2 separate regions of the Homo sapiens genome follow, and region 2 is linked to region 1. A link is a loop called in an ENCODE intact Hi-C map of the cell type or tissue named here. Cell type or tissue: natural killer cell. All regions are shown on one strand. Links, peaks and the distances in the headings refer to the core of each region. The heading gives the core; the rest is flanking DNA.

The links. A loop is a pair of places that touch in the nucleus more often than their neighbours do. Peaks named below come from ENCODE experiments on the same cell type or tissue, not always from the same donor. Only the 100,000 strongest peaks of a DNase experiment are listed, where the experiment ranks them.
Region 2: it touches region 1 in a loop (2.6-fold over the local background); 2 of 110 quality-filtered maps call a loop at or near these places.

What each region holds. Positions count from the first base shown.
Region 1 is chr10:132,676,200-132,691,637 of GRCh38, reverse strand. INPP5A (inositol polyphosphate-5-phosphatase A) reads right to left here. Exons shown (of 16, transcript NM_005539.5): 5 at 1,183-1,246. Among named protein-coding and RNA genes, the nearest start is that of NKX6-2, 100 kb to the left of the region's middle. RefSeq lists an enhancer at 3,602-4,346. In natural killer cell, for the core only: no CTCF peak of the experiment used is centred there; a DNase peak (open chromatin) is centred at 7,057; H3K27ac peaks cover 859 bases.
Region 2 is chr10:132,608,483-132,623,920 of GRCh38, reverse strand. The region is part of intron 2 of INPP5A (inositol polyphosphate-5-phosphatase A); the gene reads right to left. Among named protein-coding and RNA genes, the nearest start is that of INPP5A, 78 kb to the right of the region's middle. RefSeq lists enhancers at 670-1,869, 15,317-15,438. In natural killer cell, for the core only: no CTCF peak of the experiment used is centred there; a DNase peak (open chromatin) is centred at 7,450; H3K27ac peaks cover 1,104 bases.

The sequences.
Region 1 (15,438 bases), core at 2,615-10,614:
TGTATAGTTTTAAATACACTGTAGGTTCACCAGGCACTTTATGACTGATTTAACTTAGTAGTAAAACAGGTATTCAAATGGCTACTGAAAAACACAAAAGGTCTGCAGATCCGCGGCACGGCGCAGCCTGACGCACCAGCTCCTTGGCTCCAGCTTCCTGCAGCACACGCTGCGTCGGCGCGCTCTCTCCACTCTCGCCGGCCGCTCCGTGCCTGAGCGCACAGCACGCAGACGCCGTGTCTCCAAAACGGAGCGGAGAGCGCCACCGGCCGGCTCCTGCAATTCTGTGCGGCTGATCCTGCCACGGGCCTCATAGAAGGGCTTGGATGCTATAATTTGGAAGGATCTGAAGGTCTTCAGGTAACGGGGCAGTGACAAATCATTTTGCTGGCCAGAATCTTGCTCTCGTCATCAATGAAATCACCACTCAAGCAACTGAGATAAGACTACCGCGCAATTTCACAGGAGCCGCTCCGTCTCCCGAGGGAGCACAAACACGGAATCCGAACGAAACGACATCGTTTGTGGCTCCACAGTTACTACGACGTGCAGGGCACTTCACATGGATGTCATCTGCTCCGGAGGCCGCGTGGGGTTCTGAGAACTCACACACAGCAGGAAACGATAGCGTCAGACGGGAAGTCATCGCACAAACACCCCCAGGCCGTGTGGAGCACGCACGGAAGCCCCACACCCGGCCTAGCTCACGCACCTGCCCCCGACAAAGAAATGAACAGGAGGGGACAGCTTGTGTCAGCGGAGCGTCTCAGGGCAAGTCTTTTCCGTGAAGACACACAGCACATGACCATCAAACGGGGATGCTGTTCACGGCAGGGAGGACCGTCCCTGCCTGTTCTTATTTCTGAAACATGCAACCCTCTCATTCGGCTTTTCATTTTCTCACACTGGATGGGAACACAGATACAAACTATTCCTTCCTCTTAACTCAACTCTAGGAAAGCCAGGTCCCCACCAGAGCCTTGCCAGGGAGCCAGTGTGGGACAGCCAAGGGGCCTCGAGTCCAGGTCCAGGAGGCCCCTGGAGTGACCTCTGGACAGTGGCTCAAGACACCCAGCCCACAGTGGCCACTCACAGAGACAGGGCAGGAGAGGTCTGGGGAAGCCAGACACCAGGAGGGGTGAGTGCCGAGACAAAATCCCGGAAGACGGCACGCAGTCTTACCTTTAAAGTCAAACTGGTAGATGTTTTTTAAGGACTCATGAAGAAAATAAAAGCTTCCTAGTGCCTGTAGAGCAAAAAGAGAAATCAAATGAGAGACTGGTGCTGGGAATATTTCTAAAGATCATTTTTAACAATAAAAGAAGCTCTTTTAAACTAGCTAGAGCAAGAGTTTCACCAGTTATAATTTAATCACAGTTACTGAGGCACAGGATGTCAGGCAGAGGTAACCTGCAAACACCCAAACTCCACCAAGCTCCAGGCATGCGGTGAGCCGTGCAGCCGCTGCTGGCTCCAGCAGGGACGCAAGTCCCACGGGCCAGGCATTGAGTGGACCAGACCCTTCCCAGGTGAGCCGTGCAGCCGGTGCTGGCTCCAGCAGGGGCGCAGGTCCCGCGGGCTGGGCATTGAGTGGACCAGACCCTTCCCAGGTGAGCCGTGCAGCCGGTGCTGGCTCCAGCAGGGGCGCAGGTCCCACCGGCCGGGCATTGAGTGGACCAGACCCTTCCCAGCACTGATGCTCGGCTTCGTCCTGGGGCCTCCAACCATCAGCTCCACTGCGCCTGGCCCCACCCTGCCCCATCGCCCCAGGAGCTGCCAGTGTCTCCCACTTACAAATTAGCCGGATGGTTGCAGAGCACAGGGATCCCTGCTCTTCATACCAGAGAAGGCAAAAGTACGCGGCTGGACGCCACAGGGCTGGGTCGACGGATACCACACAGACAGTTACTTGTTGATCTGAACTGCAAGTTTCACGTGGTATTTTCTACAGATGAACCTGTGTCTACATGCAGCAGTGTGTTCGTACTGACATGTGTATTATTTCTGTGTATTTTTTTCTTTTGCTAAATCTGGCAACCCCAACACGGGGCCTGGTGCAACTCTGGGGTGATCAGAATATTCTACACTGGTTTGCAGTGGTTGCCTTTGTCAAAACTCACTAAATTATACCCCAAAGAGGGCGAATCTCACCATCTATACATTAATCGTTATAAACCTGACTTAACAAACAAACCTATCTCATAGGAGATAGCTGTGTGCCCTGTGGGGGTAGCAGGTCCTGGGATAAAGCAGGGGAGAGTTTGAAGCGGCGGTGCCAGGTGGGCCAGAGAGGAGGGCACACGGGCGCAGCTGCAGACGGAGGGCAGGGGCTGCCTGCAGGGAGCCCAACCGTTACCAGGTCACACAGGGCCTTCCACAGGGAAGAGACTCTGAGCCACTGGGGGCTCTAACCCCAACTCTGCATTCTGAACAGGGCCTGTCCTCAGCTGAAAGCACAGGGCGTGGTGCATCCCTCACTGTGTCTGTGTGAGCCTGTGGGCAACACAAGGGCAACGCCTGAGTATCACCTCATTCCAAGGCTTCACTTGTACACTCTTGCACATTCATGTACACACATGCACACCACACGCTTGCAAACATTAACACATATATGCACTCACGCACAAGCACTCACAGGCACTCACACACACTTGCACACATACACTCATGCACACACAACATGCATTTGCTCACAGGCACTAACATGCACACATGCACTCATGCACACTCACGTGCTTGCTCTCCCACTTGCACTCATACACTCATGCACTAACTCATGCACACACGCACTCACGCACACTTACACTTGCACTCAGTCATGCACTCACACTGGTGCACACACGCACTTGCTCACACACGAACTCATTCGTGCACTCACATGCACTTGCTCACACACTTGCACACATTCATGCACACAATGCACTTGTTCACACTTGCACACACATGCACTCATGCACACGCACACACTTGTTCACACTCACTTGCACACACACTCATGCACACGCACGCACTTGCTCACACTCACACACTTGCACACACGCACTCATGCACTCTTGCTTTGTTTTGGGCAGAACCATGACCCCACAACCCTGCAGTTCTGAGTGCCCCAGTGTGGACCTCCTGCTGAGATGCTGCCCTACGGGGCTGCAGAGCTATTGTCTCTCTAAGAAAGTCAAAGGCAATGCCTGAACATCACCTAATTCCATGGCCCAAGCTAAACGTCCCACACACTTCAGGCTCTGCAGTTCCCAGGGAACTGCTGCTCCCTCCCTGACGACCGGTCACTGGGGTGGCTGTCCTGGGGGCAGGGCTGCAAGAAGGTGCACCACACTGGGGCGTCAGGAGGCTGCTGCTCCCTCAGAGGCGCAGGGCGGCAGGCACAGTGCATGGTGAGGGGACTTATGTTCTGGGCCTGCTGAGGGCCAATCGTGCCAGTAACTCTGGCCTGGTCCCTGTCTGCAGCCCCCTGGGCCCCTGGGTCAGCTCTCTGGGGCCTGTTAGGCCGTCTCTGGTTTGATGCCGACTCCACAACATGGGAAGCTCCCTGGAGGCTGTGCAGCTCCTGCTCCTAGGGCGTGTGCAGTGCATGGTGGGCTGGGGTGATGGTCCTGCTCCCGGGGACGCTGGCCACATGGACACCTCACCAGAAAACAGTGTTTCACCTTGGGGATGACACAGCTGCCCTCTGACAGAACACACTTCAAGGAGTGCATTTAAACTCCTAAAAAGAGAGGCCGGCTGGCAAGCCTGAGTCCTGTGCACCGACGCCATGGTGGCCTCTGCCTCCTGTCTCTGCTGCGTCTGGTGGGGAAGGGAACACACCCACAGGCAGGAGCAGGGACACGTGCCGCCTCCACCCAGCACAGGTGGCAGGTGCGAGTGCTCGCTTGCATGTGCACACACACATGCACACTCATGAGTGCCAGACCTCGGTGGGAGAACCCAAAGCTGCAGGGTAACCATGGGCCTCCCAGCCCTGCATCCTGGCCACCACCCAGATGGGAGCCCCCAGGCTAGATGACAGGGACCTTCTGTCTAGGGGACGGAGATGAAGGATACCCGAGGGGGACGCAGTGCACTTCCTCTTCTCTCGCAGGTGGGTCTAGGGTGCAGCAGGCAGCATCTCTGCCTCCACGGGAAAGCCAGAAGGTGGGAGAACCTGTGTGCCTGACATGGGGCTGTGTCCTCAGGCCCTCTGTGGTCCCTGGCCCCAGGCCACATGCCCTGGTGAGCTGCTGCTGGGTCCAGAAGGCTGCGTGTGGCCATGATGCACTCGGCTGTGACATGGACACTGCTCGACTGACCCGCTATCTCACTAGGCATCTGCTGTGAACCTGCTCAGAACCCGGGGAACTGAGCCACCTTTACAGCAGGTCTTAAAAACACCCAGTGTTGGCCAGGCTTGGTGGCTCACGCCTGTAATACCAGCACTTTGTGGGGGCGAGGCAGCGGATCACTCGAGGTCAGGAGTTCAAGACCGGCCTGGCCAACATGGTGAAACCCCGTCTTTACTAAAAGTACAAAAATCAGCCAGGCGTGGTGGCATGAGCCTGTAATCCCAGCTACTTGGGAGGCTGAGGCAGGAGAATTGCTTGAACCTGGGAGGCAGAGGTTGCAGTGAGCTGAGATCATGCCACTGCACTCCAGCCTAGGTGACAGGGCGAGACTCCGTCTCAAAAAAATAGAAAATTAAAATTAAAAAGCCAGTGTTCATCCTTTTCTTTGGCAAAATAGAGTTTCAGCACAGAGTTAAGAGAGAAAACTGCAGGCCTATGCCCCATGGATGAAACTTAATGTCTCCTCCACCAACATCAGCCCTTCTTTATAGAAGATATCCCTTCATTTGTTTCAGATAAAGAAAGCACTCTGAAAAAACATAATAAATGTCGCTGCAAACATTTAAATCATTACCTCATTGAATGTTAAAGCTAACAGAATATTATAAAGTTTGCAATAAATAAGTGAAAAATAAATTGCCAGTGCAGGGATAGAAACTGCAATTCATAGTCAGAAAATCCATAATTAGCTGTAATGAACATTTAAAGTCAAAGTTCGACCCAACTTTTTCGGTGTTTACCCTGTCCCATCAATACGGTTCAGGGCACCCATTTATCACAGACACCAGGACATTGGGCCAGGAGCGTGTCCGGGGCCTGCCGACAGGAAGTCCCCAGCTCGCCCAGGTCTCTGACCACAGTACTTGTCAAGAGTATGTCTGTCACATCTGAGAATAATGACTCCTCGCCTCTTGCTAAAAACAAAATACTTTTTACGTATTGATAAACAAGACTGTCAAGAGTGCTCATTAATTCTGCATTAGTGAAATGCAGCCATTAGCTGTGATGCTTCTGCGAGGACTGCAGACACGGGCAGGAGTCCTCCAGCCCCCGGAGGCCACGGCACAGCCGGGAAGCGGCCTCCACTGGACAAAGCCAAGCCCCTGGGGCACCGAAAAGTCGATCCGGTGCGGGCCACACAGGAGATCCAGACCCCGGCTAACCTGGGCCCTGGCTGGGGCTGCACTGGTGGGACCCTGGTCTCTGAAGGCAGCCTGGGAGCTAATGGGCAACTGAAGCTCCCAGTCACCACCATCAGGCTTCCACACCAACTGGCGACCAGGGCGCAACGAACCCTGCGTACCATGGGGGCTCAGTGCCTCTCACAGGGGCGGCTAGTGAAGATGGAGTATTTACAAATGCTATTAAAACAACCTCTCAACTTCAATTGGAGTCCGGTAATGTGATAAATGGCCACACCGTGTCACTTAGCTTGATTTCGGGAGCTGAATTCTGATAGCGGGCCCACTTTGCAAACACAGCCAACTCAGGGCGGGAGCAGACCACTTCTCACACATTTGGAAAGAACAACGCGTCCCGGCAGGCACTGTGCAATCACAAAGCCCGTGTTTGTTGAGCAGGGTCCCACCTCCCGGACGGAGCCACCGGCTGGAAGGCTCGGGATGACTCAGGCCGGGGCAGAGGCTGACAAGCCAGGAACACAAAGCTGCCATTGGAAATGCCTCCATCACTTTTTATTTGCAAACAAGTCAGATGGCCGGTAATTTATCATTTCCGCAATCAGGTGAACGACCAAAGCACACATCATTAACCTGGTCTTCTGCACCCAGCTCCCTCGTGCACAAAACAGAACACATTCCTAAAACTTCAGTCACACAGACCCCGCGCTAAGGGACGCACATGAGCACACACTCTGCTCGAGACAGAAAGGGGAAATGCACAAGCAGTGCCCATGTGAGGCCCCAGGTGGCAACAGGGCCCTTCCCCTGTGCTGGTTCCAACCGCGTCGCGGGCGTGACCACAGGTGCCAGCTCCCAGTGCGCCCCAGGGGGATCTCTGTGGAGCCTGCCACTGCATTCTGCCACTGGGAAGGGAAAAAGTGTTGAGGGAGGAGGCCACGGCCCGCGGCCCAGGGGAGCCCTGACTAAGGCCGACCGTGCTTATCAACAGTGACTCAGAAAAAAGAGTGGCAGCATTTGGTGACTCCCATCTCACTCTGAGACAGCATGACATTTTGTTATTTCTACAGATAAAGCGTTTTCACCTCCAGTTTTTTTTTTTAATAAAATAAATCTAGGAGCAGAAAGAAAAACTTCATAAGATATTGTTGGTAACTAATCTTCAAGTCTGCAACAAAATAGAGAACTTCATTTGTTTTAAATGAGAGTCGAGAGATTACTAAACATGACTCCCCTCATACGCAGCCCACTCCTTCCCCAGCTGCATGCTGTGAGGACACAGGACCCCCAAATGAAGGACGCGGCCTCACGCAGGAGCCCAGGGGCACGAAACCATGCTCACCTGGGCTCTGACACACCCTGTGAGGGCCAGTGGCAAACATCTGTGCTCTCTGAGAACAAAGCTAAGGACATCACGGAGAGGCCAAGCCTGACGTTCCGTCCTCATTAGGGTGAAAGCACCTGCCCGAGCTGAGGCAGGCATGTGGTTCTGAGCCTGATCTTTCAGACATTTCCTCTGCCCTTGTAATACAGGAGAAATGAGAAGACAGGCTCACAGTGACTAATGAGTGACTGCTGAAGACATGAGCCACAGGGACACACCACATCCTGTGAACTTACAACCCCACACCCTCACGGCTGCTTTGCACCCAAGAGAAACTCCTGCACACACACACATATGTACACATCCATGCACACACATGTACATAACCCACATCCATATACACTATAGACAAACATACATATGTAATACACACACATACATGCATACACCTGTAGACATACATATGTCTGTATACACACGTGGAATGCACACACAGACCTCTCTCAGAGACGCTGGAGCTCTCAGGAGACAGGCATGAGAATACAATGGCATATGACCTCTGAAAACACCAACTGAAAATGACCCAAATGCTTAACGTGCAAATGGGTAAATCAAATTTGAAATATTCCTATGATAGAACCAGATACAGCAAGGAAAATACACAGATCAGAGTTACATCCAGAAACACAGGTGGATTTCACAAAGGAAGCCAAGAAAGAGGACAGTTTCTCAAATGTCCTATGGCGTGATACCAAGATAAAGACATATTTTAGCTTATTTTGAATGCTACATAATAATTCACCATATAAAAATACTGTAATTTGGCCAGGCACAGTGGCTCACACCTATAATCTTAACACTTTGGGAGGCCAAGGTGGGTCGACCACTTGAGGTCAGGAGTTCGAGACCAGCCTGGCCAACATGGCGAAACCCCATCTCTACTAAAAATACAACAATTAGCCAGGTGTGGTGGCCCATGCTTGTAATCCCAGCTACTTGGGAGGCTGAGGCAGGAGAATCACTTGAACCTGGGAGGCAGAGGTCGCAGTGAGCCAAGATCGCGCCACTGCACTCCAGCCTGGGCGACAGAGCAAGTGAGACTTTGTCTCAAACAAACAAACAAAAAACCCTGTAATTTATCCATTTCTCTGTTGCACATAAAGACTACTTCCAATTATTTGAGTATTGTAATTGATGCTATAATAATCTTCCCTGCATGGTGTTACTGAGCAAGTGTGTCAGAGATAACAAGCATCCAGGTACATGGGTACTGAGTGTTCACACAGACATACTATGCAGGAGGATTTGCTGGGTCACTGCAGACACGCACCCTCCACATAGGGTAATACACACATGTACACGTGAATTAAACATGCGTGCATATATATATAACAGCCTTGCTGTGTCACCGCAGACACGTGCCCTCCACATAGGATAATACACATGTGTACACGCAGATTAAACGTGTGTGCATATGTATATAATACACAGATGGCCTTGCTGGGTCACGGCAGACACGTGCCCTCCACATAGGATAACACACACGTGTGCACGTGGATTAAACGTGTGTGCATATGTATATAATACAACACATGGCCTTGCTGGGTCACGGCAGACACGTGCCCTCCACATAGGATAATACGTGTACACGTGGATTAAACGTGCATACATATGTATATAATACAACACATGGCCTTGCTGGGTCACGGCAGACACGTGCCCTCCACATAGGATAACACACACGTGTGCACGTGGATTAAATGTGCGTACATATGTATATAATACACAGATGGCCTTGCTGGGTCACAGGAGACGTGCCCTCCACATAGGATAACACACACGTGTACACGTGGATTAAATGTGCGTACATATGTATATAATACACAGCATTGCTGGGTCATGGCAGACACGTGCCCGCCACATAGGATCACACACATGTGTACACACAGATTAAACGTGCGTGCATATGTATATAATACACAGATGGCCTTACTGGGTCACGGCAGACATGTGTCCTCCACATAGGATCACACACGTGTACACGTAGATTAAACATGAGTGCATATGTATATAATACACAGCATTGCTGGGTCATGGCAGACACGTGCCTTCCACATAGGATAACACACAGTTTACACGCTGATTAAACATGCGTGCATATGTATATAATACACAGATGGCCTTGCTGGGTCACCACAGACACATGCCCTCCCAGGCACCACCACGTTGCCCCTCCTGTTGCCATGACGATCCCCCAGTGGTCTCATCAGGGCAGTGCCCACGTTCCACATCCTTGCCATGGCCCAGTGCCAGCCTCTAGTTTTTGCCAACTGGATAGGTGTGAAATTAGACCTTATTGTTTTAATTTGCATCTTCATTATACTAGCATAGTTGGGCACCTCTTCATCGAACTGTGTGGCTGTGGTAAAATGCACACAGCATAAACTTGACCATCGTACCCACCTTCAGGTGAGCAGGTCAGTGGCACGCAGTCCGCGCCTAACGAACGTCTGCACCCGTCACACCATCCATCTCCAGGACACTGTCCACCTTCCCAGCTGAGACTGTTCCCGACCAGCAACAGCTCCCATCACAACATCCATCTCCAGGACGCTGTCCACCTTCCCATCTCCAGGACGCTGTCCACCTTCCCATCTCCAGGACGCTGTCCACCTTCCCACCTCCAGGACGCTGTCCACCTTCCCACCTCCAGGACGCTGTCCACCTTCCCAGCTGAAACTGTTCCTGTCCAGCAGCAGCTCCCTTCCCGCTCTCCCCTTCCCGCTCTTCCCTTCCCGCTCTCCCCAGCCCCTGGCAACCAGGCACTGTACTTTCTGTCTCCATGACTTTGACTAATCCGAGTACCTCATGTAAGTGGAATCATACCATGTTCGTGTTTCTGTGACAGGCTTGACTTGGCATAATGTCCTCCAAGTTCCTCCACCATGTTGTAGTGCTTGCCAGAATTTCTTTCCTTTTTACGGTTGGGTCATATTCCATGGTACTGCTTCCGCATTTTGCAGTTGTGAATAATACTGCTTTGATTATAGGTGTGCAAATATCTGCTGGAGACTGCTCTCAATTCTTTGGGGTCTGTACCCAGAAGTGGGACTGCTGAATCAGACGGGAATTCTATTTTTAACTTTTTGAATAATCACCTCAATGTTCACAGTGGCTGCCCCCTGTTATATTTCTACCCACGTGCACAAAGGTTCCAACTCCCTCCCATCGTTATCAGCACCTGCTATTGTGTCCGGAATTGGTGGGTTCTTGGTCTCACTGACTTCAAGAATGAAGCCGCGGACCCTCGCGGTGAGTGTTACAGTTCTTAAAGGCGGCGTGTCCGGGGTTTGTTCCTTCTGATGTTCAGATGTGTTCGGAGTTTCTTCCTTCTGGTGGGTTCGTGGTCTCGCTGGCTCAGGAGTGAAGCTGCAGATCTTCGCGGTGAGTGTTACAGCTCATAAAGGCAGTGTGGATCCAGAGAGTGAGCAGTAGCAAGATTTATTGCAAAGAGCGAAAGAACAAAGCTTCCACAGTGTGGAAGGGGACCCGAGTGGGTTGCCACTGCTGGCTCGGGCAGCTTGCTTTTAGTCTCTTATCTGGCCCCACCCACGTCCTGCTGATTGGTAGAGCCGAGTGGTCTGTTTTGACAGGGCGCTGATTGGTGCGTTTACAATCCCTGAGCTAGATACAAAGGTTCTGCACGTCCCCACCAGACTCAGGAGCCCAGCTGGCTTCACACGGTGGATCCCGCACTGGGGCTGCAGGTGGAGCTGCCTGCCAGTCCCGCGCTGTGCGCCCGCACTCCTCAAGCCCTTGGGTGGTCGATGGGACTGGGCGCCCTGGAGCAGGGGGCGGAGCTCGTCGGGGAGGCTCCGGCCGCACAGGAGCCCACGGAGCGGGTGGGAGGCTCAGGCATGGCGGGCTGCAGGTCCCGAGCCCTGCCCCTCGGGAAGGCAGCTAAGGCCCAGCGAGAAATTGAGTGCAGCGCCGGTGGGTGGGCACTGCTGGGGGACCCAGTACACCCTCCGCAGCTGCTGGCCCGGGTGCTAAGCCCCTCATTGCACAGGGCCGGCCGGCTGCTCGGAGTGCGGGGCCCGCCAAGCCCACGCCCACCCGGAAATCCAGCTGGCCCGCAAGCGCCACGCGCAGCCCCGGTTCCCGCTAGCGCCTCTCCCTCCACACCTCCCTACAAACTGAGGGAGTCGGCTCTGGCCTTGGCCAGCCCAGAAAGGGGCTCCCACAGTGCAGCGGTGGGCTGAAGGGCTCCTCCAGTGCCGCCAAAGTGGGAGCCCAGGCAGAGCAGGCGCCGAGAGCGAGCGAGGGCTGTGAGGACTGCCAGCACGCTGTCACCTCTCACTATCTTCTGCGCTTTTTGACAACAGCCATCCTAATGGGTATAAGGTATTTTGCAAGTCCTTTTAAACTGACAAATGAAAATGGCAGTTTGGATCTGCATCTCCCTAAAGGTTCGTGGAGCTGGGCGCTTTTTCGTGTACTTATCGGCCGTCTCCACGCCGTCCTTGGAGGGAAGACGCCTATTCAAACCCCTTTCTGACTCAGGTTGGTTTTTGTTGTTGCTGTTGTTGAGTTTTCGGAGTTCTCTATATATTCTGGATAGTAATTCCTTATCAGATTTTTGATTTGCAAATATTTTCTCCCATTCCACGGTTGCCTTTTTACTCTGTTGATGTTGTCTTTGGCTGTACAAAGTGGTTGTGTTTTAATGCAGTCCAATTTGTCTCTTTTTTCTTTTGCTGCCTGTGCCTTTGGTGCTGCGTCTGAGAAATCATCGCCAAATCCAATGTTGTGAAGGTTCTGGCCCATGTTTTCTTCTAAAAGTTTTATAGTTTTAGGTCTTTGACTCATTTTGGGTTAACTTTGTACACAATGTAATGTGAGGGGCCAACTTCATTCTTCTGCGTGTGGGTATCAGCGTCCCAGCACCACTGGCTGGAGGCTGTCCTCTCCCATGGAATGCTCTTGCACCCTTGTCAGAGACCACCTGGCTGCCCAGGCAGGGTGCCTCCTGGCTGTCCCCTCTGCTCCATGGTCTGTGTGTCTGGCGCATCTCTTTTTAAGATTATTGGCAATTTAAGTTTCTTCTGTGAACTCTTTGTATCCTTTGCCCATTTTCCTGTCTCATTTTGTAGATTTTTAATTTTTAAATATAATCCAGAATTATTTATTTGTCTCATCACCTTCTCACGCCCTCCACCCTCCTCCAAACTCTGTTACTTCTAGGCTACGGGACTCCACATTCTCCTTCCCTGGATCTCCTCCTCCTACTTGGGAATAACAGCACTCTGGATCTGCTCAGGGTACCCTACGAGCCCTTCTCCTCCACCTCCTCCTCCCGCTGGGGTGGCCCGTCTGTCCCATCTTCCAGCGGGCAGCTCTTGTGTGTACAGCATGGAGCCTCCTAAAGGCCAGCCTCCTGGCCCGGCGGCTGCACAGTCTCCACTTGGGTCTCCCGTGACAAGTCCGACCTTTCAGGACTGGAGACCTACTCCACCCTCACCCTCCTCCAGCTCCCACTGGAAACCACGGATCTCTCCAGATTCCTCCAGCATCTTGTCCATATGCCTCACCCAAACATCCCTTCCTTCCACAGGTTCTACGGATTACAGAACCCTGTCCATCTCTAGCCTTCCACGTCTCTGCACTGCTGCACACCCACCTCCCTCATCTCCCTGTGGGGCCCCCGCCTCCTCCACAGCTGTAGCCCCCTTGGTCTCTTCTCCACCGGGCACCAAGGTGGCCTTTTCCACATGCACCTCTGGGCCTGCCACTGCACTTCCTCCCAGCCACGTCCTGCACAGTGGCCACCCCAGCTGTCCTCTGGCCCTCACACACCCAGCTGACAGAGCTCCAGCCCCATTGGCCATCTGGGCCTGAGGAGGCTGCGCCCTTCTGTCAGGAGGGTACCTCTGCTGCCTCCCCTTTTCCAGCTTCTCACATGGACCCCCTGCTGCTTCAGGTCTCTGTGGAAATGCAGCCTCCTCCAAGCAGCCCTCTTGATTGGCTACTCTGGGCAGAGGCTTGGCAGTCCCAGTCCCCAGCCTTTCCTTCAAGGTGCTGCATATTCCAGCACTCACTGGTTTCCTCATCTAAATTCTTTCAGGGAAGGGAAGCCCCCTGAGGGCAGGCATGTGGCCTGGGCGCCTCTGAGTCCTCCACCACAATGCCCAGGTCACGGCAGGCAGGAATTCCACGGCTCCTGGGCAATGAGAGAGGCACCACACCCTCTGGGCGCCCGGCTGAGCAGCAGCAGCTCAGGACCGCTGGACAGAACCCTCAGCTCAGGTCTCAAAGCACAACCCAAGGCACAGGTTCACGGTGCTCCCGAGAAGCTGAACACACTTGCAAAAGTCACACATTTAACCCTATCACAAAGGCAAGTCCCAAGACACCTTGTTTTGAAACAATTTAACAGATTGAGTAATAAATCAAAGCAAAGTTATAATAACAGTCATTAGATTATAAACAATAATAAATGAAACAAAGCTTTTGTTTAAATCAATGTAGCGCTTCATTGATCTTTTCCTGTATAATGAACTCATGGGCGGCTGACCCAACTGGACAAGGCGGCGTCCTCACTACTGCCCACTTCCCCCAGTGCCACCCCCAGGCAGCATACGGGGGGCTGTGACCGTCCGCTCTCAGAGGAGCTCCGTGACCACCACAAAATGACAGCTGACTTATTTACAAAGCACTGACTTTCCAATTTCAGCTCCTGGGGCCAAACGGGATGACGGCACCAAGGTGTCCCCCTGTCTGGCCTCCTGCCGAGCCCCTCTCCCGGCTGGCTGCTGGCGGGAGAGATGCACACGTAATCTCATTCTGCCTCCTGTTCGACAGCTGACGCTAGAGGTTAATTAAATTGGTTGTCCATTGTATTCATCCACTTTACAAAGCTAATGATATTCTGTTCCTGAATTAAAGAGCATTTTATAAAGCGTGCCCCGTGGAAGCCGGCATTCTGCACGCGGGTTGCTGAACCCTGTCACGGCTCTTGGATGTAGTGTCCCCAATTAGGAGCCCAGGAAGGACCGGGCCTTCATCTGCCAGGGTGGAACACCAGTCATGCTGACACGAGGGTAAACACGCCACATACCAGCCGCTTAATCGCCCTCGCTGGCCACGATAAATTCCACCAGACGAGTGCGCCCGTTAACATTTCCGATTACCACGGTGAGGAGCAACTGAAATGGAACGAGATGGCCTGTAAAACAGCCTGCGGCAGGCTTCTCCAAAGGGGGTACATCTGAGGGCGGCAAGGTGACCAGCAGTCCTGGCTTCTCGCCTGCTACCAGCACTGGGCTCTCTGTCACACTGCGGGGGCAAAGTCATTGGCCGGTCTAAGGACACCCACCCTTGCTGAGAGAATTCAGTCACCACTCACATTCCACAAATATGCACCCGGCACTTTCTCCTTCCTCTGTGCCACATATGTTCTCAGACATGTGAGATACATGAGTGACCAGATGGCCAGAGCCCAAGACGGCAGCGTGGTGAGGGGGGCCATGACAGAGGAGCCCCAGTGGGGAGGTTCAGCTCTGCACCCAGGCAGCATCCACAGGACCTCCAAGACCAATGTGAGCTGGGATGGGCTCTGGAGAGACAGCGTCCAGCCATGGACCTGCAGAGGCTGAAACAGCTTCAGACACCTCAGGGAGGCATCAAAGGTGACTGAACCTAGGTCTACAGTTCAGGACAGGTGCCTGGGTGATGGTGGGGGTCACCATGTGAATACCTGTGGGTCTACAGTTCAGGACAGGTGCCTGGGTGATGGTGGGGGTCACCATGTGAATACCTGTGGGTCTACAGTTCAGGACAGGTGCCTGGGTGACGGTGGGGGTCACCATGTGAATACCTGTGGGTCTGCAGTTGAGGACAGATGCCTGGGTGACGGTGGGGGTCACCATGTGGATGGGCCTCAAAGCTGGGGAAGACTCAGCTTGCCAAGGAGGAGCTGGAGCCAGAGAAAAGGGCAGGGTCAAGCACTGGACTGAGGCTACTACTGTGGAGAGACAGGAGCAGGTGAGAGCCAGCAGTCAGTGGGGCAAGGAGCCACGGGGGAAACAGGAGGGGCCGGTCAGGGACTAGGACGGAACCTTGGGCAGGTGGCACCTTGGAGCAGAGTCAGGAGGAGGGAGCAGCCACAGGTGCCCAGGGCTGCCATCTCATCAGGGGCGCAGGGAGCGGAGCACTGGCCGGGACAGCAGTCTGTAGGCCAGCGGCGGTTTGGGCAGCCCTGTCCCACACAGTCACCTGCTTGTGTTCAGCCCATTATCATGGACCTTGCTTTTCAAAAGGGAAATCTCTATTGACTTTTGTCTGATGTAATATATTTCACGAGCTGATGCCAGACAAAAAGGAAAAGCAAGTAAATTCCCCATGCCTCTTTCACCCGGAGTGGAGGGAGACAGGTGGAAAGGTCCTGGCCCAGAACTCACGGTGTGCCAGACAACAGCAGCCTCGGCCACAGGGAGACGTGACGCCCCAGAGCCTTTCCGCAGGTCTCATGAAAAACGAGGCTGTGTGAGGAACCTAGTTTCCCTGTGGGTGCCTACCAGTCATTTTAAACCTGTATCACCTAGAGCTCTTCCTCTCAAAATGAGATTCATTTGCAACG
Region 2 (15,438 bases), core at 4,113-12,112, 69 kb after region 1:
AAAGACTACTGAAGCTGAGCACCATCTCAGGCACTTACTTGCCATTTGTATTCTCTTCTTCAGTGAAGTATCTAGTAAAATTTTTCAGTTATTTTAAAATTGGGTTCTTTGCTTTCTTATTATTGGCTTTTCAGAGTTCTTTGTATATTCTAGATACAAGTCCTTCATCAAATATGTAATTTGCAAATATTTTCCTCCAATCTGTGATATGTCTTTTCATTCTTTTCACAGTGTCTTAACAAAGAGCAGAAGTTCCTAATTATGATATATTTGAATTTGCCAATTCTTTTCTTTTATTAATTGTGCTTTTGCTGTTGCATCTAAGAAATCTTTGCCTAATCCAAGGTCAAAAAGATTTTCTCTTAAGTTTCCTTCTAGAACTTTTGTACTTTTTAAGATTTATATTTAGCTCTAAGATCCATTTTGAGTTAATTTTTGTGTATGGTATAAAGTATTAAAATTCTCAACTTTTTGCATATGGATGTCCTATTGTTCCTGCACAATTTGTTGAAAAAAAAAAAAAACTGTTCCTTTCTTTAACAAATTGCCTTTACCCCCTGGTCAATCCTAACTGTATGTGTGAGTCTAGTTCTTAATCTCTTTTCTGTTCCACTGATCTGTATTTCTGTGCTTTTACAAAGAGCACACTGTTGTGATTGCTTCAGCTTTATGGTATGTCTTGAAATCTGAATATAAGCCCCCAAACATTAGTATGTTTTTACTTTTTAACTGTTCTGGCTATTCTAGTTCTTTTGCTTTCCTGTGTATATTTTAGAATAATCTTATAGAGTTCTACAAAAAAAAAATCCTGCTGAGATTTTGGTTGCAACTGCACTAACTCAGTAGATTGGTTAGTGGGGAATTAACATGTCAGCGTAACTGAGTCTTCCAATCCACGAACACGGACGGTATATTTCTCAAGTTCTAACACGTCACCGTAACTGAGTCTTCCAATCCACGAACACGGACGGTATATTTCTCAAGTTCTAACACGTCAGCGTAACTGAGTCTTCCAATCCACGAACGCGGTATATTTCTCAAGTTCTAACACGTCAGCGTAACTGAGTCTTCCAATCCACGAACGCGGTATATTTCTCAAGTTCTAACACGTCAGCGTAACTGAGTCTTCCAATCCACGAACGCGGTATATTTCTCAAGTTCTAACACGTCAGCGTAACTGAGTCTTCCAATCCACGAACGCGGTATATTTCTCAAGTTCTAACACGTCAGCGTAACTGAGTCTTCCAATCCACGAACGCGGTATATTTCTCAAGTTCTAACACGTCAGCGTAACTGAGTCTTCCAATCCACGAACGCGGTATATTTCTCAAGTTCTAACACGTCAGCGTAACTGAGTCTTCCAATCCACGAACGCGGTATATTTCTCAAGTTCTAACACGTCAGCGTAACTGAGTCTTCCAATCCACGAACGCGGTATATTTCTCAAGTTCTAACACGTCAGCGTAACTGAGTCTTCCAATCCACGAACGCGGTATATTTCTCAAGTTCTAACACGTCAGCGTAACTGAGTCTTCCAATCCACGAACGCGGTATATTTCTCAAGTTCTAACACGTCAGCGTAACTGAGTCTTCCAATCCACGAACGCGGTATATTTCTCAAGTTCTAACATGTCAGTGTAACTGAGTCTTCCAATCCATGAACATGGTATATTTCTCAAGTTCTTTATATCTTCTCTGATTCTTTCATCAGTGTTTCAAACTTTTCAGTACAGAGATATTGACATATTTTACCAATTTATACCCAACTATTTCATTTTACTGCTATTGTAAATATTTTTTAAGTCTCCAATTATTGATAGCTAATGTAAACAAGATGTTTTCATACTGACCTTGTATGTTGAAAACTAAATAAATCCACTTAATAGTAATAGTAAAGTTTTATGGATTCCTTCAGTTTTTCTAAATAGTCCACCATGTCTTCTACCAATAAAGTTCTATTTCTTCCTTTCAAATCTGTATGACTTTTGTTTCCTTTTGTGAAAGGAAAATAAACCTTGGGAACACAGAATCACTAAGCCAGTGGGAAAAGTTAAGCTAGGAATTGCGTGAGGCAAACCTGCCTCCTATTTTATTCCTAAATAAGACAGCTACACAGATTTAAAAAAAAAAAAAAAAGACATACCCCCCTCACGATTTTCCCACAAGGTAATTCCTTATGGACAAAGGACAGACAGAACTCAAAGTCATCCCTCTGAGGCTCCTCTGGGACAAACGCATGACTGATGGCTTCCTCTGCCCTACCACTTCACTGAGCCAGACTAAGGCATAAGTGATTATTCCTCTACCCCCTCACATGTAAACTGTGTATTCAGTAAAAGGCTAATCAGAGACTCAAAAGAATATGACCCTTTGTCTCTTATCTACCTGTGACCTGAAAGCCCCCTCCCCTGCTTCAAGCGGTACCACCTTTCCAGAACAAACCAATGTACATGAACACACACTGAGGCCTCATGTCTCCCTAAAATAGATAAAATCAAGCTGTGCCCCAATCGCCTTAGGCAACATCATCAGAACCTCCTGAGGCTGTGCCACAGGAGTATTCTTAACCTTGGCAAAATAAAATTTCTAAATTGGTTGAGACCTGTCTCCAATATGGTGTGTTCACACTTTCTTGCCCTATTGTGCTGGCTAAGTCTTTTAGTACCATACTGCATGGGAGAAGTAAGATCAGGCAGCCTTGCCCTGTTCCCAGTCTTCAGGTAAATAAGCACTTCCTCTATCACAGTTTAAGTGTGGCATGAGCTGTGGGGCTCTGTAGATAGATGCCCTTTACAGGCTGAGAATGCTCTTTTCTATTCCTAGTTTGCTAAGAGTTTTTATCAGAAATGGTTACAGAATTGTGTCAAATGCGTTTTCTGCATCTACTGAGATGATCATATGGCTTTTCTTCCTCAATCAGTTGACATGGTAAATTCTGTTGATTGATTCTTGAATGTTAAACCAGGCTTGCATCCCTTGATTTACAACATTGAAAATAATTTTTGCCTTTATTTTCATGGGGAATGTTGGTTTGAATTTTTCTAATGTTCATATCAAAGAATAATTCAAAAAGTATCATCTGTGACTCAGTCTTCTTCTAAAGGCTCTGTAGAATTTCTGTTGTTTCTTGTTTAAATATAGAATTCACCAGGGAAGCCATCTGGGCTGGGAGGGTTTTTGTGGAAAGGTAATGGGCAAATTTTTAATTGAATAGATATAGGACTATTGAGTTCATTATTTCTTCTTGATACTTTTGTTTTTCAAAAAAAAAAGTTTCTTTCATATAAAATTTCAAGTTTATTGGCATAAATTATATTAATATTCCCATAACCCATGATATGCTTTAGCAAAGAACTTGGCTGCATTCTGTTTATGCTCTAGAGATCAATGGAAATTTGAAGCAAAGAGTGATGATTTAGGGTATCTGATGGAAGAAATTTCTAAGCAGCAAAGTGCTCAAGAAAGATGTGGCCTGGCTGCTTCTAACAGCCTACACTCAGATGTGGGAGCAAAGAAATGACTTACAGTTGGAACTTACATTTAAAAGGGAAGCAGAGCACAAAAGTTTGAAAACTTTGCAGCCTGGCCACATAGCAAAGAAAGAAAAAGCTTTCTCAGGAAAGAAAATCAAAAAGGCTGTAAAGCAACCACTTGCTAGAGATATTTGCATAACTAAAAAGGAGTCGAGTGCCAACAGACGAGACAATGACAAAAAGGCCTTGAAGGCATTTCAGAGACCTTTGCAGCAGCTCCTCCTGTCACAGGTCCTGAGGCCTAGGAGGAAAGAATGGTTTCATGGGTCAGGCCCAGGACCCTGCTGTCCTGTGCAGCTTCAGGTCAGTGCTCCCCACATCTAGGTTGTTCCAGCTCCAGCCTCAGCTCAAAGGGCCCCAGACACAGCCCAGGCTGCCATTTTGAAAAATGCAGGTGTTAAGCCTGTAGGTGCACAGAATGCAAGAGTGAAGAATGCTGGCAAAGTGCAGTGGCTCACACCTGTAATCCCAGCACCTGAGGTGGGTGAATCACTTGAGGTCAGGAGTTCAAGACAAGCCTGGCCAATATGGTGAAACCCTGTCTCTACTAAAAATACAAAAATTAGCCAGGTGTGGTGGTACATGACTGTAATCCCAGCTACTCAGGAGGCTGAGGCAGGAGAATCATTTGAACCTGGGAGACTGAAGTTGCAGTGAGCTGAGATCATGCCATTGCACTCCAGCCTGGGTAACAGGATGTATAAGAAAACCCAGGTGCCCAGGCAAAAGCCTGCTGCAGGGGTGCAGCCCTCACAGAACCTCTATAGGGGCAGTGTCAAGGGAAAATGTGGGGTTAAAGCTCCCACAGAGAGTCCCCAGCAGTGCACTGCATAGTGGATCTGTGAGCAGGGGGCCACCATCCTCCAGATCCCAAAATGGTATATCCACTGGCAGCTTGTACCCTGTGCCTGGAAAAGCCACAGGCATTCAACTCCAACCCATGAGAGCAGTCCTGGGGGCTGAACCCTGCAAAGCCACAGGGGCAGAGCTGGTCAAGGCCATAGAAGCCCACCCCTTGAGCCTGTGTGCCCTGAGTGTGGGACATAGACTCTGAGGAGATGATTTTGGAGCTTTAAGATTTAATAGCCGCCCTACTGGGTTTCAAACTCGCCTGGGGGCTATAGCCCATTTCTTTTGGCTTATTTCTCCCTTTTGAAGCAGAAATGTTTACCCAATACCTATATCCCCATTGTATCTTGGGAGAAAATAACTTGTTTTTGATTTTGCAGGTTCATAGGTGGAAAGGACATGCCTTGTCTCAGAGAAGTCATCAGACATGGGACTTCTGAGGTGAGTCAAGACTTTGGGGGGACTATTGAGAAGGGATGATTGTATTTTGAAATGTGAGAAGAACATGAGATCTGGGAGGGGCTGGGGCAGAATGATACAGTTTGTATATTTGTCCCCGGCCAAATCTCATGTTGAAATGTGTCCCCAGTGTTAGAGGAGGAACCTGGTGGGAGGTGTTTGGATCATGGGGGCAGATGCCTCCTGAATGGACTGGGCCATCCCCTTGGTGATAAGTGAGTTCTTACTCTTGAGTTCACATGAGGTCTGGTCATTTGAAGGTGTGTGCACTTCATCCCCACTCGCTCTCTCTTGCTCTGGCTTTCACTGTGTGGCATGGCTACTCCCCCTTTGCCTTCTGCCTGACTGAAAATTCCATGAGGCCTCCAAGGGCTGAGCAGGTGCCAGCACTAAGCTTCCTGCACATCCTGCGAACCGTGAGCGAATTAAACCTCTTTCCCTCATAAATTACCCAGTCTCGGGTATTTCTTTACAGCAAAGCAAGAATGGCCTAATACACTCTTCTTCCATGTTAGCTGGAAACAGACACTGCCTATCACATCATTCTTAAAATTACCATCAGGAAAAACTGTGAAAGACTTTAAAATGAGCAATAATGAGAGTGCCTCCATTTAGCTCACCTATTTGGGTTATCTCTACCTTTAGTTGTCTCTGAGCTATGTTGCAACTCTGTGAGTTTAAAAGCTGATGATGATGGAAATGATTCTTGACCACAGAAATGCACAATGTCCAGCAGATGTGATGGATCATGACCCTGTGGACAGTGCCAGCCTTGCATCCGTGAAGCACACTCATGTCAGTACTGCTGATGGGAGAAGCTATTTGCCTACATTCTGGATTCTTCCCTGAACCAGTTCTACATCTTACTGGGTCTCTCCCTGATAAATAAACAACATTTATTATCTCAATTTAAAACTCTATTTTTAAAATAGGTATTTAAAGTGAATAAGTACCTATTCATTTTATATTTGCATGACAGACAACATTATATCCTGTTTTAAAATTTATCCTCATTCCCACAAGCAAACTTTAAACTACCTCAAGGTCCAACAGAAAAACAACTTTAAAAAATTAAGGCCTAACTATATCATAAAATATTCTGAAGCTATTAAGATAGACAGCATATATTAATTCACATAGAAAGATTTCCCAGCTTACAAAAAAGGCAGAGAGAGTAAGCTGTACGCACATGTGTCTGCTGCCCACTTGTGGATGACCCACTTGTGGACTGCACACCTGCCCACAGCCACGCAGGCAAACACATATGATGGGGTGTGCATCATGCTGGAGGCAAAACTGGGGAAGGAAAGAATGTTTATCCTTTTCTGCTTTGATCAGTATCCTCAGACTTCTGTGTGGCAGGCAGTTGCTCCACACACGCCACGTGCCAGACGCAGTCAGGTGCTCGGTGAAGCAATGCACAGATAGCCAGAAGCTTCCACTCCATGTACTGTCTTTGTCAACAGGAAGAAGGTCACAATGGATGTCCTGGCTACCTCACCTGCAGTCTGAGGATTCAAGATCTGCACTGGCCACACGAGCAGGTAACAGCCGCTCCTCCACACCCTTCAGGTGTGGCTCACAGGAGACCTTCCCTCTGGGAAAGGGGTCCTCCACCGCCTCTCACCCAGGCAGTGAGCGTGTGTGAGTGTGAGCATGCCCACGGCCGGTGGACATCCCTTCCTCTCGTCCCTGCAGTCACCGGAGGGAAAGCTTCTTGTCCTTAGATCAGACCAGGAGGCAGAAGGGCCCTGAGAGAGCCACAGGGTGGCTTTGCCCCAAGCCACACTGCACAGGAGCTCTGAAGGGCGGGGACTGTCTGCTGAGCTGCCTGCAAAGAGCCAGAGCCCAGGGCCAAGCAGGGTCTGTCCTGGCTCTGCCTCAGCCTGTGGCTTCGTGGCTCCCCACCTCAGCTCGTCACTGGGAGACCAAGAATCAATACAGCCACCAACCAGGGCGCGGTGTTTGAGGAGTCACCAGATGATGGAGGGAGAGAGAGCCTGCAGAATCTTCCTACAGGTGAAGGCTGCGGGGCTGGGCTGGGACATGATGCCGAAGCTGCAGAAGCGGCCTGCATCTGACCCCAGGGAGCAGACAGACCCAGGCTGCTTCGAAGGACCTCAGGCGGCCTCTCCCCACCAGCGCAGCAAAGCAACTGGCCAGCACGATGGCTCCACAACCCCCAAACATCCTCACTCCCAGAACAGACTGCCCAGGAGCTCCTGCAGCGTGAAGCTGGCCTTCCTCCCTGCTGCATGGTGCCACTCGCCACTGGCCAGAGCTACAGGAGATCCAGGACCCCATATCCCCCACGCCACGTCCCCCATCACCACATGACACATCGCCATGTCACCATGTCCCCCACACTGCATCCTCCACGCCACATTACCACACCACCTCCATCACCACCACACCCTACCCTGTCACCATGTCCCATGTCACTACCATGTCCCATGTCACCACTGCAACCCCAAAACCACATCCCATGTCACCACCCCATCCCCTATCACCAACACACACTATGTCACCACCACGTCCCATACACCATGTCCCATGTGACCACAGCATCCCACACACACCACATCCATCAGCACCACATTCTACACCACCACCACATCCTGCGTCACCACCATGTTCCCAATACCACATATCCCACACCACGCCCACGGCGTCCCCGCACGCCACATACCTCACACCACGCCCACGGCGTCCCCGCACGCCACGTGCCCCACACCACGCCCACGGCGTCCCTGCACGCCACATGCCCCACACTGCACATCTGCCACTGTGGTCCTCCCTTGGATGCTTGTTCACAACCAACAAAGCACAGGCACCTCCCACTGCAGCTGCCTCCCACGCCACCCTGTGGTTCTTTCAGGGCCCGTCTGCCTCCCGGTCTGACTTAAGGACAAGAAGCTTCCCCTCCAGTGGCTGCAAGGACAGGAGGAAGGCATGTCCACTGGCCATGGGCATCCTCACGCTCACACACATGCTCCTAAAACGACGCACACGACCATCCCTCACCGCTCCCCACAGGACCCGGAACCGGCAGCTACAGAGGGTGAAGCCCATCACCACTAAGAGGGGAGGCCCCTGTTCCCCAGGCCCAGGGCCTCAGGTGCCAGGCCCACCAGGCCATGAAGGTCGCAGCCTCTCAGCTGAGAGGCTCAGCTGCACAGCTTTGTTTATCCCAGCCGCCCAGAGCGGCAGACACCCCCTTGCCCCAGCCTGGGGCCTCCCAGCCCCTCAGTCTCCAACCAGCTCCTCCACCAACCCAGTGCCTACACTCCACTGACCCAGGGCCCACTCTGTCCTCAAAGCCCGCCCCTTCTCCTGGGTCTTCTTAGCTTCAAGCAAGGGTGCCCACCTCAGTCCCAGCTGCCCACTCTCCAGCAGGGCCAGTTCCTACCCCAAAGACGGGGCCCTCAAGCAAAGGGGCCTGCCCAGCTGCTTCACCAGGGGCAGAAATGCAGCCGCAAAGCTGTGTGTCGAATGCAGGCTGGGTCCCACCCCTTCGGTCAAACCAAGCGCAGTGAACTTCCAGGTTCCGAGAGTTCAGGAGCCTCCCCGCACCCAGCAGCCACTTCCTCCAACTCCACTGAGCAGCGGCCACGGGCCTTCACCCCAGATGCCTGGGGGTTTAGAAGGAAACTCGGTGGGCCAGAAAAGTCACGTGTGAAAGCCACACAGAAGTCTTCCTCATACAGCATCCCATGTGCTTCCAGGGTGCACATTTTTTAAAGGCTAAAACCAGCAGTTGCATCCTGAGCTGGTTCCGGACGCCACACTTGGAAGACAGGCAAGGAGTATGGGAAGCTTCTGAGATGAAGCCCTCCATTGTGGCCCACGGGCTGCGGGCCGCCACGAGACAGTGCTGGGAATTCAGAGCAACTCGAGACGTGGATCGGGCCACTGTGGGGACAGAGGGCAGCAGCTCCAGGCCCAGACTCGGGGCTCCCTCTTGCCCCACGCACCATCCCTCCATCTGAGTGCAGCCTGGCATCCCCCAGCAAGCGTTCTTATCGGGTCCTCCACACTGACCCAACGCTGGACGCGTCACGGGAAGGCGTTCTCTTCACTCAGGCTGCGGCAACAAAACACCGCAGCCTGCGGGGCCTACGCCACAGACGTGTGCTCCACAGGGCACCTGAAGCTGGGAGGATAAGAGCGAGGCCAGCCCATTCCACGAGGAGGGTCCACTCTTCACAGACGGCACCTTCTTGCCGTGTCCTTGTAGGATAGAAGGGGTGAGGCAGCACTCAGGCCTCTTCTTTCAGGGCACTGATTGCATTCATGGGGATGGAGTCCTCTCCTTGCGATCTCATCGGCCCCCAGAGCCAGGCCTCCTGAGGCCACCACCTTGGGGGCAGGATGTTAACACAGGAATGTGGGAGGGGCCATAAGCATTCTGAAGACAGCAGCGGGGGCTGGCTCCTGTGTTTGGGGCCTGAGCCCCTCCTGACATAGAGAAGATTCTGGAACCCCTGGTGATGAGTCTGTGAGTCTGATTCTCAGGAGAGAGGACGGAACCTGGACGGGTGGACAGGACAGCTGAGGAGGCCAGCACAGGGTGAGCCCAGGCTCTGCAGCTTTGTTTATCTATTTATTTTTTTGAGACAGGGTCTCACTCCATCACCCAGGCTGGAGTACAGTGGTGCAATCTCGGCTCACTGCAACCTCTGACCCCTGGGTTCAAGCGATTCTCCTGCCTCAGCCTCCCAAGTAGCTGAGATTACAGGCGCCCACCACCATGCCTGGCTAATTTTTTGTATTTGTAGTAAAGACGGGGTTTCATCATGTTGGCCAGGCTGGTCTCGAACTCCTGAGCTCAAGTGATCCACCCGCTTCGGCCTCCCAAAGTGCTGGGATTGCAGGCATGAGCCATCGTGCCGTCCAGGCTCTGCCTGGGGACTCAAGACTTGGGAAGGCGTGCCAAGCTCTCCAGTGCCAGGCTGAGTTCTGGACCTAATCTTCGAAAGCCGTGGGTCCCAAAGGCGTCGAGGGTGCTCACGACTGGCGATGGAGGCACACACAGGCTTTTCTGCGCTGTCTCCTGCACTCTCTACAGGGATCAAGTTTTACAGAAAGGGTTTCTAAAAGACCATGAAGATCATATTTAGTTCTTCCCTATATAAAAGCCACTTCTTCAAGGCTATTTTGAAAAATAATTGTATAATGGAAACTCTAGGATTTAAAAACACCCGAAACAGTCAGAGGCCCAGTGTCGAGGCATCTCATCCACCCCTTGCCCTTGAGCTGCTGGCACAGTGGGCTCTGGTCATGGAGACCACCAGGTGTCTGATCCAGCCCTGGCGAGGCCCACTCACTGCCAGAAACCCACCAGCCCGAGGCCCCTCAGTGCAGCCGCTGAACTGGCTGATAGCCTAAGAAACAAAGTCAGGCTAAAACAAGCATGAGAGTGGGGATTGGCATTGAAATCGAGAGTGGGGATTGGCGCTGAAATCTCACTTTTGAGAATTCTCTGTTCTAAGTGTCACTGAAATTTCTTCCTTCTGAAGAGGTTTTTCCAAGAAAACCAAGAAAATTTGGTTTTGCAACCAGGAAAAATGACACACTGCACAGAGCAAACCATCATTCATTATTTTTCTTTACAAATGACTCTACTGTCTTTCATAAAGGCTGAGTCTCCAGAAAGGACGCCAGGTGCTGCTGTCCACCTCCAAGAGCCCTGCCCACCTTTCTGTCAGGTCCCACAAACCGCCCAGCAGGGCCTCTGTTCAGTGGGGGACTCGGGAAGGAGGGGGCCCTGCGGGGGGACTCGGGAAGGAGGGGGCCCTGCGGGGGGACTCGGGAAGGAGGGGGTCCTGTGGGCCGTGGCGTTCCAGGGGCTGCAGGTCACAGGAGGAACCACCTCGCTCAGAACTCACTTCCAGCACCACTGGCGAACTCTACTATCAACGCTCACAGTAACTGTTTAAGCCATAAGTAAAAGAAAAAAAGGTAAAAGGGAAAGAAATGAAAGAAATGGGACATGTACGTGGGGATTCTGGGCGGCCTGAGCCTTGGATCTGAGGTCTGTCAAGTTGGGGTCTTGCCGCCTGCTCCCCAAGACTGCCCTCCCCCATGGCCTCTGGTGCAGACGGTCCCACACTGAACAGGCTGCAGAGACCCGAATGCGCGGGAACTGTCCCTGCTCCATGGGACAGAGCAGCCAGGACCCATCCCCACTGCCGGCCCCTCCTGGATGCGCCCAAAACCCAAAAAGAATTCCAACCCCCACCCCACTGCCCCAAGGCCTCCATCTTAAAAGAAAACAAACAAAAGCTTGAGCTTAACACACAGCTGTTGCTGCCAAAATGTAACACAAACCAGGAAGCCTAGAGAGCGGACATGGGCTCCAGCCACAGCCCAGCCCCTCACAGCCGAGGGCCACGCACACGGCCAGGCAAGGGGCAAGGGCCCCTCCAGCCAGCGCCACTGTCCCAGATCAGCAAAACCAGCAGGGGAACCGGGCCTCAGCCCAAACCACCATCAGCCAGCTTGGAGCAGCCCTAGGAGTGCCAGGCCCCCTGCACAGCCTCCCCAAACTCCCAAAACAGGCCCCCTGCACAGCCTCCCCGAACCCCCAAAACAGGGCACCTGCACAGCCTCCCCGAACCCCCAAAACAGGGCACCTTCACAGCCTCCCCAAACCCCACAAAACACAACATCACAATTCTAACTCAACAGGACAGAAAATGGGAAAGAGAGGCTCACCATGTGATAAGACACCATTTCTCTACCACAGGTCTTGTCTGACAGGAGCTGTCCCATGAACTCCTCACCTCCCTCACCCTCCTCTGACAAGGCCTCTCCCCTGCCCACCTCACCTCCCACACCCTCCCGACAGGGCCTCTCCCCTGCCCACCTCACTTCCTCCACCCTCTTCAGACAGCGCCTCTCCCCTCTCTGACAGGGCCTCTCCCACGAACTCATAACCTCCCTCACCCTCCTCTGATGGGGCCTCTCCCCTGCCCACCTCACTTCCCTCTCCCCTCTCTGACAGGGCCTCTCCCCTGCCCACCTCACCTCCCACACCCTCCTCTTGACAGGGCCTCTCCCCTACCCTCCTCACCTCCCACACCTTCCTCTGACAGGGCCTCTCCCCTGCCCTCCTCACCTCCCACACCCTCCTCTGACAGGGCCTCTCCCCTGCCCCCCTCACCTCCCACACCCTCCTCTGATGGGGCCTCTCCCCTGCCCACTTCACCTCCCACACCCTCCTCTGACGGGGCCTCTCCCCTGCCCTCCTCACCTCCCGCACCCTCCTCTGATGGAGCCTTTCCCCTGCCCACCTGACCTCCCTCACCCTCCTCTGACAGGGCCTCTCCCATGAACTCCTCACCTCCCTCACCCTCCCTGGACAGGGCCTCTCCCCTGCCCACCTCACCTCCCTCACCCTCCCCTGACAGGGCCTCTCCCCTGCCCACCTCACCTCCCTCACCCTCCCCTGACAGGGCCTCTCCCCTGCCTACCTCACCTCCCTCACCCTCCCCTGACAGGGCCTCTCCCCTTCCCACCTCACCTCCCTCACCCTCCCCTGACAGGGCCTCGCCCCTTCCCACCTCACCTCCGTCACCCTCCCCGGACAGGGCCTCTCCCATGCCCACCTCACTTCCTCCACCCTCCTCAGACAGGGCCTCTCCCATGAACTCCTCACCTCCCACACCCTCCTCTGACAGGCCTCTCCTCTGCCCACCTCACCTCCCTCACCCTCCTCTGATAGGGCCTCTGCCCTGCCCACCTCACCTCCCTCATTCTCCTCTGACAGGGCCTCTCCCCTGCCCACCTCACCTCCCTCATCCTCCTCTGACAGGGCCTCTCCCCTGCCCACCTCACCTCCCTCATCCTCCTCTGACAGGCCTCTCCCATGAACTCCTCACCTCCCTCACTCTCCCCTGACAGGGCCTCTCCCATGAACTCCTAACCTCCCTCACCATCCTCAGACAGGGCCTCTCCCCTGCCCACCTCACCTCCCACCCCACATCCTCCTCTGACAGGGCCTCTGCCCTGCCCAACTCACCTCCCTCATCCTCCTCTGACAGGGCCTCTCCTCTGCCCACGTCACCTCCCTCCCCTCCTCTGACAGGGCCTCTCTCCCCTGCACTCCTCATCTCCTGAGATCCTCCTGATGCTGACCTCTCCTTGTCCCAATCTCAAAAGACCCCTTTCCAGATGTTTTTTCCTGTTCAGGCCTCAGCTGTTCTCCAAGCGATCTGCCTACATCCTCATCCCAAACCCAACCATAAACCCTGGAGAACAAGAGCTTCTTCAGTTAGTGAGCAAAGACACCAGCTCCAAACCCTGCAGCAGATGCAGCTGTCTGGATGGTGAGGAGCAGAGCAGAGAAGCTGCCACGGCCCAGCCTGTGGGTGCCTGAGCATCAGTGGGATGTGGATGGCTGGGCCCAGCCGACCCAGCACTGGGTGGTCCCCACGCTGGCCAGCATAGGCTGCAGACCCTGGAGCAGCCCCAGGTCTCCCCACCACACCTGCGCCCTGCAGCGAGCTGGCTGGGGCCACACGCCAACGTCCACTGGCAGGCCCTCTGGGTTTTTTGCAGCTCTCTGTGCTCAGGTCACATGTCCCAGGGCCAGCACCTCGCTTGGGAAGTCCAGCACATGGTCCAGCCTGAAGAGAGCCCACCAGGTGTGCAGGCCCGGAGCTAGGCCCGGGGCAACCCCTACTTCCTGTTCACGAACCGCCCCCCACCCCCCACCCCCATCACTGGGCTCCACAGAGCTGCAGGGGCAGAGGGGACCCAGGATTCGGGGGGCCACGCACACAGGGAAACAATTGCCAGGGGCTGGAGCGTGGGGACAGGGGCTTCCTCCACATCGACCTTTCCGGTCCCTCACAGGTGGGGCTCACGTGCCCCTCCATGAGGCAGAAGAGGCCTTTGGAGCCCCAGGTAGAGCCTGGCCACTGCCTGGTGTGAGGAAGCCCAGGGTTTGTTGGGAGCTGTTGCCGGGACCTCGGTGTCCGCCATGGCTGCACTGTACCATCAGGAACTGCGGGTCAGGCCCAGCCACTGTAAACGTCTCCTAAAACTCTGCTCCTGCGGGGCTGCCGCTGGCTTGATTGGGACAAAATTTAAATATAATTAAAATAAAATAAACCAAGAAAAAAGCGGCAGACAGGCCAGGTGCGGTGGCTCATGCCTATAATCCCAGCACTTTGGGAGGCCAAGGCAGGCAGATCAGCTGAGGTCAGTTCAAGACCAGCCTGGTCAACGTGGTGAAACCCCGTCTCTACTAAAAATACAAAAATTAGCCGGGCATGGTGGCGGGTGCCTGTAATCCCAGCTATTTGGGAGGCTGAGGCAGGAGAATGGCGTGAACCCGGGAGGTGGAGCTTGCAGTGAGCCGAGATCGCAACACTGCACTCCAGTCTGGGTGACAGAGTGAGACTCCGTCTCAAAAACAAAAACAACAACAACAACAACAAAAGCAGCAGACAGTTTTCAAAAAGGAAAAACACCAAAACACAGGGGCAGATTCTGATTTCAGCTGTGTAGGCGGCAGGTTCTGCTCCTTGCCGGTCACACACACCTAAACATTCAGTGAGGGAAAACCTGTGGATCCCTGGAGGGGAGACACACCAGGAGAGGACGAAGGTTCTGCAAGGATGTGGGTCTCCCCGACAGGCACACGCAGCAAGACCCCACCTCACAAGGCAAACCCGCCCCCGCCACTGGCCCCCGACGTGCGGTTGACATAAAGGACAGAGATGATGAGAGCACCGTGGATGGGGGTGGCACGGCAGCTTCAACTCCTGGAGTGTCCTCTTTCTCCAAGTGAGCGCTGAGCAGATGATGTCACACATTACAGCTAAATTCATCATATCTATTATTTCGATTTGTAAATATATGTTTTCAAAAGGGAAAGATGTCTCTCATTTGCACATCTGACCAAAGACTCTACGGAGAGAGATTTATCAGGTCCCTGTAGAACAATGGCTTCCTCACCACATAGGTGCTAAGCACACACATGCGCACACACGTGCACACACACGCCGTTGTCCCTATGGGGGGACTTGGATGCCGGCTACAGAGCACCATTGCATGCTGGGAGCCTCACCACATGGGAGCACTGGCAGGCAGGACACAGGCCCGAGGGCACAGAGGTCCCCAGCCCTCCTGGCTGTCCCAGCTCCACCTCTGGCCCAGCACCTCAGGCCCAGGTCGGGCCACCCCCCAGGTCCCACACCCCCATGCCCTCACAGAGGGCCCCTGGGCCTCCACTCTGGCCTCCCCAGCCCATCTCCAATCAGCAGCCAAACACACCTGAAACAGGATTTCAGTCCCGGGCTCAGCCCTTGCGTGGGTCTGAGCATGTGAGCAGCTCCACCGTCCAGGCCACCCCATCCTGAAGCTGACCTCACCACCAGCCCCTGGAGCCGAGCCTGGCCACCGTCATGCCCATGGCCACGTTGCCCTCCTCGCCTGCCTGGCCTCCCCCATGCACCCAGTCCTCAGAGAGGCCTCTGGCGCCACCCCACAGGCACACATGCTCGGCCACAGGCCCCAGGTGGCTCCTTCCATGAAGACCTGCGAGGGCACCAGCCTGTCTCTTCACAGTGGCATCTGCAGCGTCCAC